Linked DNA regions of Homo sapiens: region 1 is linked to region 2. A link is a contact called in ENCODE Hi-C or POLR2A ChIA-PET data. All regions are on one chromosome and are shown on one strand. The core of a region is the stretch at or near the end of the contact, and the rest is flanking DNA. Distances in the headings are between cores, read along the strand shown. Region 1 overlaps CYFIP2 (cytoplasmic FMR1 interacting protein 2). Region 2 holds the start of GARIN3 (golgi associated RAB2 interactor family member 3).

Region 1 (5,165 bases), core at 1-2,500, 110 kb after region 2:
AGAGCATGAGGCCGTTCCCCTGAGCTGCTGGTAGCCTGGTTTGGTGTCACCACAAAGGCCACCTCAACCTTAACAACACAGGAAGCAGCTGGGCAAAATGGCAAACGAAGGGGAAAGTCCTTTAGCCCCCACCAAGATCTTTTTCTCTGTCTACTCAGTCTACTCATAAACAACGAGGAGGATAGGCCTTCTCCAGTGGCCCAAGTCGAGGCTGACTTGATTTCTCGGCTCTGACTGCAGGTCCCCTGTGTGGAGAGAAGCTGTAGGTGATAGGGCCTCTGGTCCCGGAGGACAGGAGCAGGGGACTGAAACAACAAAGACCACCTTGCCAGTCAGTGCTGGGTACCGGCCAGGTGTCTGAACTGCTAACAAGGAGACTTTGGGTGGTTGTCTTCTAAAGCAAATTATTAAATTTTGATCAAAACGATATATACAAATGTTTTAAAAAATCAAATAGTATTGAAAGCCTTATAATGAAAAACAACCATCCAGCACCCACCCTCCCCTAGAGGCTGCCACTTTTAACTCACTGTTTCTTCTAGTAGCTGCCTCCAGATCTCTAAATGATATGCTTACACTGCTGTTTCTCGATTTATCTATTCTGCACGTTGTCTATTTACTTCCTGCTGTGATGGATGGAGATTTCACTTTCTTACACCATCTCCCTCCCTCCCCTGCCCCCGTCTCTCAAGATAGGAAGAGCTCTATTTTAACCTAAATCAGGTTTAAAGTGTCTACATTATTAATATATATAAATGATGATCACAGACAGCCAAGTAAAGTCCTTTGATTATATTTCCTTTCTTAGAGGGCTTTTCATTTCGCTGCAGAATTTTTGTTGCAATACTTGTCTTTTTATTTATCTATTTATTTATTTTGAGATGGAGTTTCACTCTTGTTCCCCAAGCTGGAGTGCAGTGGCGTGATCTCAGCTCACTGCAACCTCTGCCTCCCAGGTTCAAGCGATTCTCCTGCCTCAGCCTCCCGAGTAGCTGGGATTACAGGCGTGTGCTATGACACCTGGGTAATTTTTTAATTTTAGTGGAAATGGGGTTTCACCATGTTGGTCAGGCTGGTCTTGAACTCCTGATCTCAGGTGATCCACCTGCCTCGGCCTCCCAAAGTGCTGGGATTACAGGCACGAGCCACTGTGCCTGGCCCTGTCCTTTTCTTTTAAAGCTCTGTGTCATATGAGTTATTCTATTGCAGTCCCTTGTCTTCTCAGGAAGTGCAGTGTTAACCCTAGCTCCACCCCTAACTAGCCCAGTGACCTTGCACAAGTCCCTTCTCTTTTCTGAGCCTTGGTTTCCTCATCAGTAGAAAGAGAGCTAGGCTCCCTTCTTGTTCTCATTCTAAACCTCAGAACCTATCACCCCACCCACCTCACAGGCAGTAATATTATTACTCCTCAGTTAATATTATCTGAGAAGTCTTTACTCCAGGGTGGGGCAGCCCCAGGACCTGACAGATGGCAGAGAAACCAAAACAGGCAGGGGCAGGGGGAGGGAACAAACAAGCTAGCTGGGCCTGCCCTGTATGGTCTAGTTCACCCCTGCAGTTTAGGGGGCTGCTCTGTGGGGTGGTATGGTTGTATCTATTACTCTTTTCCTCCCCTGCTATCCCCGTTGGTTTTTGCTCTCCACAGCCTCTGCTTGTAGGGGCATCATTTACAGTCCCCAAACTCCCCAAGCTCCTACTCTACCCCCAGCTCTCTTTGTACCCCTTCTGCTTATGTTACACTCAAAGTTTCCCAAAAAGTAGTTATAAAAATACTAACTTTTGGTAGCAGCTTTATTGAAATATAGTTTGCATACTGTACAATTCACTCATTTAAAAAATATAGTTCAGGGCAGGCATGGTGGCTCATGTCTGTAACCCCAGCACTTTGGGAGGTCAAGGTGGGTGGATCACCTGAGGTCAGGAGTTTGAGACCAGCCTGGCCAACATGGCAAAACCCTGTCTCTACTGAAAATACAAAAATTAGCCAGGCATGGTGGCAGGTGCCTGTAATTCCAGCTACTCGGGAGGCTGAGGCAGGAGAATCGTTTGAACCCGGCAGAGGTTGCAGTGAGTGAGATCATGCCATTGCACTCCAGCCTGGGGAACAAGAGTGAAACTCTGTGTAAAAAAAAAAAAAAAAAAAACCGTTCAGTGGTTTTTAATATATTCACAGAGTTGTACAACCCATAATCGTAGTCAGTTTTAGAGCATTTTAGCACCCCAAAAAGAAATCTCATGGCCTTTAGCACCACCACCTATTTCCCCCAACCCCACCCCTTGGCAACCATAGATTTGCCTATTCTGGGCATGTTTAATAAATGGAACAATACAATACGGGGTCTTTAATGATTCGCTTCTTTCACTTAGCATAATATTGTCAAAGTTTATTCATGTTGTATCAATATCAGTACTTAATTACTTTTTATGGCTGAAAAATACTCCATGTGGCTATACAATTTTTTATTTATCAGTTGATGCATATGTTAGTTCTGCTTTTTAGCTATTACAAATAATGGTGCCATGAACATCCATGTACAAGTTTTTGTGTGGACCTGTATTTTCATTTCTCTTGGGTGTATGCCTAGGAGTAGAATTGCTGGGTCAAATGGTAACTGTGTGTTTAAAAATTTGAGGAAATACCAATCGATTTTCCAAAGTTGCGGCACCATCTTACATTCCCATTAGCAACGGTATTCTCAGTTTCTCCACATCCTTGCCAACACTTGTTATTGTCTGTCCTTTTCATTATAGCCATCCTAGTGGGTGTGAAGTGGTATCGATTTGCATTTCCCTAATAACTAAGGTTATTAATCTTTCTGTGTGCTTATTGGCTATGTGTATATCTTTGGAGAAAAATCTGTTCCTTGCCTATTTTTAAAATCAGGTTCTCTTTATTAATGAGTTTTAAGAATTCATTTTTTAAATTTATTTTTATTTAAAAAAATTTTTTTGTAGAAACAGGGTATCACTCTGTTGCCCAGGCTGGTCTTGAACTCCTGGCTTAAGCGATTCTCCCATCAACCTCCCAAAGTACTAGGATTACAGGCATGAGCCACTGTGCCCAGCCAAGAATTATTTACATATTTTATATACTTAGCAAATACATGATTTGCAAATATTTTCTTCTATTCTGTGGACTTACTTTCTTGATGGCGTCCTTTGAAGCACAATTTTTTTTATTTTGATGTTTAGTTTATTTTTTATTTTGTTGCTTGTGTTTTTGTTGTTATTACATAATTCAAGGTCACAAAGATGTACTCTTATGAGTTTTATAGTTTTAGCTCTTACATAGATCTTTGATCCATTTTGAGTTAATTTATTATATATTACATTATTTATACCTCACACCATAAAACAAATTTTGCATGTGGGTATCCAGTTGTCCTAGAATCATTTGTTGAAAAGAATATTCTTTCTACATCTCTTGTCAATTGACCATAAATGTGAGGATTTATTTCTGGATTCTCAGTTCAATTCCATTAATTTAATCATTGTTCATTGTCTTCATGGTAACACCACACAATTTTGATTACTGTAGTTTTGAGTATGTTTTGAAATCAGGAAGTGTGAGTCTTCCATTTTTGTTCAGTTCCTCCCACCCCCAAGATTGTCTTGATTATCCTGAGTGAGTCCCTTGAATTTCCATATGAATTTTAGGATCAGCTTGTCAATTTCTGCAAAGAAACCAGATGAGATTTTCATAGAGATTATGTTGAATCTGTAGGTTAGTTTGGGCAGTATTGCCGTGTTAACAATATTAAGCCTTCCAACCTATGGACATGGGATATCTTTTTATTTATTTAGGTCTTTAATATTTTCAACAAGGTTTTATTGCTTTCAGAGTGTATGTTTTGTACTTATTTTGTTAAGTTTATTTCTAAGTATTGTATTATTTTTGATGCTACTATAAATAGAACTGTTTTCTCCATTTTATTTTCATATTGTGCATTGCTGGTATATAGAGATACTACTGATTTTTATATGCTGATATTGTATCCTACAAACTTGCTGAACTTGTTTATGACTTTCAATAGTTTTTAGTGGATTTTTCTTGGATTTTCTATAACAAGACTATGTTATCTGCAAATAGGAATAGTTTTACTTTTTCCTTTCTAATCTAGATGTCTTTTATTTAATTTTCTTGCATAATTACCTTGGCTAGAACTGCCAGTACAATGTTGAATAGAAATGCTAAGAGCAGACTTATTTGTCTTGTTCTTGATCTTGGTGAGAAAGCATTAAGTCTGATATTAGCTAAGAGTTTTTTGTGGCCACTTATTGTCAAGTTGAGGATATTCTCTAATCCTAGTTTTTTGAGTGTTTTTATCATGAAGGCGTTGAGATTTTGTCAAATGCTTTTTCTGTGTGTATTGAGATGATATGGTTTCTGACCTTTATTGCTATAGCTTATTACGTTAATTGATATTCTGATGTTAATGTTAATCCAATCTTAACATTCCTGGGATAAATCTCACTTGTTCATGATGCATAATCTTTTTTATATGTTTCTGGATTCAGTTTTGCTGAGGCACTAACTTTTATCGAGCACTTTCTACCAGCCAAGCCATTTACATGGACTAACTCATTGAGTTTTCAAAGCCTAAGAGATAGGAACTATCATTATCCCTTATACCAAAATGAAGAGAGTGAGGCTCAGAAAGGTTATGTCACCTACTCAAGGTCACACAACTAGGTATTGGCAGAGGTAAGATTCTAACTCAAGCTATCCAGTTCACCTCCACACTAAAATGCCTCTCATATGGATATCAGTGGTGGACATGGGATGATTTTCAGATAATACCCAGACCTGTGTTTATGTTCATTACTATGTTTTTTATGGCTCCTCTGTTTATGGCATATAATATTAGTTTTCTCTCTGTGATTGTGATATAAAGCTTCCTTCTAAAATGAAAAGTGGCAAAAAAGAGAATCCCTAGAAAAAAATATTAAGTAAGAATTATCCTGGCAGTTTATGGATATGACTATGTATTCTATGCTGATTTAAATTATCTGTATGGGTTTTTTCTCTTTTTCTTTTTTTTTTTTGTGACAGAGTCTCGCTTCGTCACCCAGGCTGGAGTACAGTGGCTCAATCTCAGCTCACTGCAACCTCCACCTCCCAGGTTCAAGCAATTCTGCCTCACCCTCCCGAGTAGCTGGGACTA
Region 2 (5,679 bases), core at 554-3,053:
GTCTTGCTCTCATTTCTTGCCAAGTTCCATCTACAGCACCCCTTCAATGGTCACTCAGTTTTGGTTGAGCAATTCCAGTACCAGAGAAAGTACTGATACAATTCCTCATCCTTGGACATTGTATTTTACACACTTATTTTTACGTGCTCTGCAGGACAGATTTCCAGAAGTGGGATTGCACAGTCAAGGGATACACTCACTTTACATTTTGGTGACTACTACGATTGTGCACGTGCATACACACACACAGGGTGTGCTGATTGACACAGAAATCAGTGCCTGGTAGTCACAGGGAGACAGACTGTGACTCAAATCGAAGAAAGACTTCTTCATTGTTAAAAATATGGCACAGCACTTTAGTGGATGATAGTGAAACCTCATCTCCACTAAAAAAAAAAAAATTATAAAAATTAGTTGGACGTGGTGGCAGGTGCCTGTAATCCCAGCTACTCAGAGGCTGAGGCAGGAGAATCTCTTGAACCCAGGAGGCAGAGGTTGCATTGAGCCGAGATCGTGCCATTGCACTCCAGCCTGGGAGATAAGAGCGAAACTCTGTCTCAAAAAAAAATTGCACAAAAATCTGTACAGTCTCCAGTTGCACATTGGAGACTCAGAAGGGTTGGAGGGGGTGAGGGATGGGAAATTACTTAGTGGGTACAATGTATATTATTCAGATGATGGTTACACTAAAAGCCCAGACTTCACCAGTATGCAATATAGTCACACACACAAAGCTACACCTACACCCCTTAAATTTATACAAATAAAAGTTCCACAACAAATCAGACCACCTGGGTTGGGGTATTAAGTGTTCAAGAAAAGACTGACGATCAGGATGGTGTAGAAAGGATTTCAACCCTGGGTGTGAGACCAGAGTAGCTGATACCTAAGGTCTCTGAAATTCAGCCTTATGGGACACACAAGCCCTCCCACCTCCCAGTGTGGTAAGTCCCCTAGTAGTGGCTCATTTGGTCCTGAGCCCTTGCACATGCAATACTTTTTCCAGGTGGGCCTCAGAAGGCACCAAAGGCTTTGTAGGACTGGCTTTGAACTGCTCCCCCAAAGAACCTGCCCCATGTTCTCGAGCCTTTGAGAGGCTTACCACTAGGCTTTTGTTGTCTTCGGGTGGTGCGTCCCCAGATAGAAGTGTTGGGGTACTGCAGTAACTCTCTACTGGTGGCCTCAGGAGATAGACAAGTTTTTCCCAATAGCAAAAGAGATCTTCCCGTGTGTCAGAAGAGGGACACAACTGCAGATAAAAAGTACGGCCAGTGGCGAGTTTCAGGCGCAGCTGCTGTTTCTCATGATCGTGGATGGAGATCTTCACAAATTTCAAGGGAAGCAGTCTCGTGAGCTCTAGAGTCTTGACGGGCCTGCGACCTCTCCCCTTGGCAAACCGGCCCCATCTGACATGCTGTTCACAGATTTTAGTTGGTTGGGCCAGAACCATGACGTCAGGCAGTGGGAGGATGGGGCTGGTGCAGACGATGCCCACTGTCACCATTCGGACACGGTTGTGTACATCAATCACCTCTCCCTTTTTGTTTATCTGAATAAAATTACTCTCGAACATTGGTGCATACTTGAAAATGTTGTACTCTCCTCTGTTGTACAATTGTCGTTGCAGGTCCCCCATGGAGGTTTTGAACGCACTCATTGAAGAGTAGCTGTGGGCTGTGTAATAAGGTAAACAAGATTCATTGCTCATGGTTCTCTTCGTTTAAGACAGCTCCACCAGCCACAAATAGAGTCCCCGAGAGAGAGACGGAGAGAAGGTAACTGCCCATCTCCCTACAGGACTTCTGCCTAAATCTCCTGGCACCACCACATTTATCCCCTGCAGTCCTTTGTGACCTGTGCGCATCTCACACCCCTTTGTCCTAGCCTCCATGTAGCTATCCCCTCTGGTCAGTGTCACCAGCCTCCCCCACAAAACAAATCAATGCCTCCACAGGGGAGAGGCTGACCCTGCCTGGGGTGTAGGTGTGGGTAGGCTGGGTGTTCTTTTCAATCAAAATGCTGGGACACATAATTTATGAACCATTCTGCTTTTATAAATATCTGGGTTGTTTCCAGTTTTGCTGTTGTTACAGTTACCCCTTCAAGGATCATCTTCTTGCAAAAATTTTTTTGCTTGGGCTGAATTACTTCCTGGGGGTAAAATCCTGGGTGTGTATGGTGTGCTTGCTAAGGGCAGGGGTGCTGTCTAGATGCTGATCTCTGTGTCTCCAGTGTGTAGGTAGCACAGTGCCAGCAGGCACTCAGGGATAGGTGTTGAATGAATGGTCTGAAGGGACTCCTGCTCCCCATCAGAACTACAGAACCAGGGTTCCATCTGTGTGCTGATTTTCAGGATATGGAGGATTTTCTCACCTAGTCTCTCATTTGAAGCAGTTAATTTTTTTTTTTTAATGGAGTTTCACTCTTGTCACCCAGGCTGGAGTGCAGTGGTGCAATCTCTGCTCACTGCAACCTCTGCCATCCAGGTTTAAGTGATCCTCCTGCCTCACCCTCCCAAGTAGCTGGGATTACAGGTGCCCACCACCACACCCAGCCAATTTTTGTATTTTTAGTAGAGTCAAGGGTTTTTCACCATGTTAGCCAGGCTAGTCTCGAACTCCCGACCTCAGGTGATCCACCCTCCTCAGCCTCTCAAAGTGCTGGGATTACAGGTGTGAGCTACCCCACCCGGCCGGAAGCAGGTTTATTTTTTAAAACATCATTTTAAAGTGAGAAAACCAAGGCTCAGGATTGTCTTACTTGAGGTCAGAGTCCAAAGCTGGATTCTAGGTCAGAGCTTTTTCTCTTCCTCAAGCTGCATGGCTCACTGATAATCTCATTCTGCATCAGAGCTAGTGTCATTGGTAGTTAGTGATGTGTGTGGGGATTTACTGGGAACCACAGGAATTCTTGGAGGTCTTGAATCACCGTAGGATTTCCCACACTGATATGTCTGCTGCTTCAGTCTTGATGCCTGCTTGATAAACCACTGACGTTCCGTTTCTTTTTAAAGCTCTTCTGAGAAATGGTGGCAAAGACATCTTTCTGGAGTTTTTGTTTTGTTTTGTTTTACTTTGCTCAAGGTGAAGAATCCAAATTCCCCCTCCCCCAGCTAGAGAAATACTTCTGAAATAAACATACATTCCGCCAAACTCAATCATTACCATGTGGAGGTCTTGAAATAAACTTCAACCACAAAATGTTATTTTTGTATCCCCCAGTGCCAACTGCAGTGCCTGGCACATTGCAGCTTCGCAGTAAATATAAACTTGCTTGTGCCCATTGAGATTCATTCTTCCATTTATTTATTCAAAAAAGTTTAATGAGCAAGTATTTTGTTTGGGACCAGCTAGAAAGTGGAAATGCAAAGATAAAGTTTCCTATCTCTGAAAAGCTGAAATATTTTTTCTAAAGATATTGAATGACTTTTTGGGGAAAAAAAAGAAAAAACAAAGTGGCATATATTCTGTTATAAGGGAATCATAACTAAAAGTCAACACAATTATGTTAAAAAGTAAGAAGTTGGAGCTATATATAGATGTAGCCATATATTCTTCTCATATGTTCATTTCTGATGAATAATTAATAATGACAGAACTATAATTGTATGATTGAGAACCTGCTATAAGCCAGGCATGCTGTTGCCACCATACATTCTTCTAAACATTTTAATTCTGGCTGGGTGCGTTGGCTCACATCTGTAATCTCAGCACTTTCAGAGGCCAAGGCAGGAGGATCACTTGAGACCACGAGGGAGAGATCAATCTGGGTAAAACATCACAAGACCTTCAGCTCTACAAAAAATAAAAAATATTAGCTATACATGGTGGCATGTACTCAAGAGGCTGAGACCTGTCTCTAAAAAAATAAATAAATAAAAATTTTGATCCTTACAACAAGCCTAAAATGTATAGGTCTCTCCGCATTGCGCCCCCAGCCCTCTTTTTTTTGAGAGTCTCGCTGTGTAGCCCAGGCTGGAGTGCAGTGGCAGCATCTCAGCTCACTGCAGCCTCCACCTCCCAGGCTCAAGCGATACTCCCACCTCAGCCTTCCCAGTAGCTGGGACCAGAAGCACAGCACCACCACATGCCTGGCTTTTTTGTAGAGATAGGGTCTCACCATGTTGGCCAGGCTGGTTTTTTAACTTCTGGCCTCAAGTGATCTGCCTACCTCAGCATTCCAGAATGCTGGGATTACATGCGTAAGCCACCACACCAGGTCAGGTTTCTATTTTATAGAGGGAAAATGAAGGCTCAAAAAAATTACAGGCAGATTGGACACAGTGGCTCACTCCTCTAATTGCAGCATTTTGGGAGGCCAAGGTGGGAGGATTGCTTGAGCTCAGGCGCTCAAGACCAGCCTGGCCAACATGGCAAAATCCCATCTCTACTAAAAATACAACAAAAAAAATTAGCTGGACATGATGGCACATGCCTGTAGTCCCAGCTACTTGGGGGAGCTGAGGCAGGAGGATCGCTTGAGCCCCAGAGGTGGAGGCTGCAGTGAGCCAAAACTGCACCACTGCACTCCAGCCTAGGTGACAAAGTGAGACCCTGTCTCAAAAACAACAACAAAAAAAGAAGTTACAAGAAATTTCAGCAAGGTCACATAAGACCAAAAGCACACCGACATCCCAAAATATGGCAATGGTTAAACTATACTAGACTGACTAGACTGGTGACACTAATAGGACAGATAGAATACAAACATACAAATGCAAAGCAGCATAAATTTATCCATTCACTCCATTAATATAATTAATTGTTTACTTTGTGCCAGACCCTGTTTTAGGTGCAGGAATATAGCAATGGACAAAATAGACAAATGTTCTTGGTCTCATGGAGCTGGTATACAGACAGTAAACAAGTAATTTTTTTCCTGGTACCTGTGTGCTCAATGATAAACCAATAAATTGAATGGCATCTCCAATGCTGGTAAGTGCTGCAGAAAAGTAGGCAAGCAGGATGAGAGTGTGTGTAGGGGAGGGGAAGGTGGTGGTTAAAGAATGCTCAATGAGAAAGGTGTTGCTGTTGTTGTTTTTGTTGTTTAAGAGATGGGGTCTTGCTCTGTCATGTTGCGGGAAGTCAGGGACCCCGAACGGAGGGACCGGCTGAAGCCATGGCAGAAGAACATAAATTGTGATGATTTCATGGACATTTATTAGTTCCCCAAATTAATACTTTTATAATTTCTTATGCCTGTCTTTACTGCAGTCGCTGAACATAAATTGTGAAGATTTCATGGACACTTATCACTTCCCCAATCAATACCCTTGTGATTTCCTGTGCCTGTCTTTACTTTAATCTCTGAATCCCGTCATCTTTGTAAGCTGAGGAGGAGGTATGTTGCCTCAGGACCCTGTGATGATTGTGTTAACTGCACAAATTGTTTGTAGAGCATGTGTGTTTGAACAATACGAAATCTGGGCACCTTGAAAAAAGAACAGGATAACGGCAATGTTCAGGGAACAAGAGAGATAACCTTAAACTCTGACTGCCGGTGAGCCAGGCGGAACAGAGCCATATTTCTCTTCTTTCAAAAGCAAATGGGAGAAATAGGGCTGAATTCTTTTTCTCAGCAAGGAACATCCCTGAGAAAGAGAATGTGTCCCTGAGGGTAGGCCTCTGAAAGAGCCGCTTTGGGGGTGGCTGTCTTTTACAGTCGCAGCTGTAGGGATGA

What was found. Hi-C counts contacts between places; a loop is a spot of excess contacts on that map. ChIA-PET counts read pairs that join two places held with the same protein, here RNA polymerase II (POLR2A). Pooled maps may share reads with other maps.
Region 1: POLR2A ChIA-PET joins it to region 2 with 12 read pairs in GM12878. The contact joins the enhancer-like site here to the promoter of GARIN3 in region 2. A Hi-C loop is called at or near these places in 1 of 168 maps with a recorded cell type or tissue (naive thymus-derived CD4-positive, alpha-beta T cell), 9 of 37 single-sample maps with no recorded cell type and 11 of 50 pooled maps. POLR2A ChIA-PET finds 5 or more read pairs at or near these places in 18 of 52 experiments (CD4-positive, alpha-beta T cell, CD4-positive, alpha-beta memory T cell, CD8-positive, alpha-beta memory T cell and 11 more).

Annotation. Positions count from the first base shown.
Region 1 is chr5:157,272,006-157,277,170 of GRCh38, forward strand. The region is part of intron 1 of CYFIP2 (cytoplasmic FMR1 interacting protein 2); the gene reads left to right. Among named protein-coding and RNA genes, the nearest start is that of CYFIP2, 8.5 kb to the left of the region's middle. RefSeq lists enhancers at 198-407, 1,474-1,613. Within about 2 kb of position 1,251, at least 8 of the 41 ENCODE cell types and tissues checked have a DNase peak (open chromatin) inside an H3K27ac peak, as active enhancers do; they include CD4-positive, alpha-beta T cell and GM12878, where a contact is called at or near this core.
Region 2 is chr5:157,164,461-157,170,139 of GRCh38, forward strand. GARIN3 (golgi associated RAB2 interactor family member 3) reads right to left here and starts at 1,804. Exons shown (of 2, transcript NM_130899.3): 1 at 1,103-1,804. The coding sequence starts at 1,708.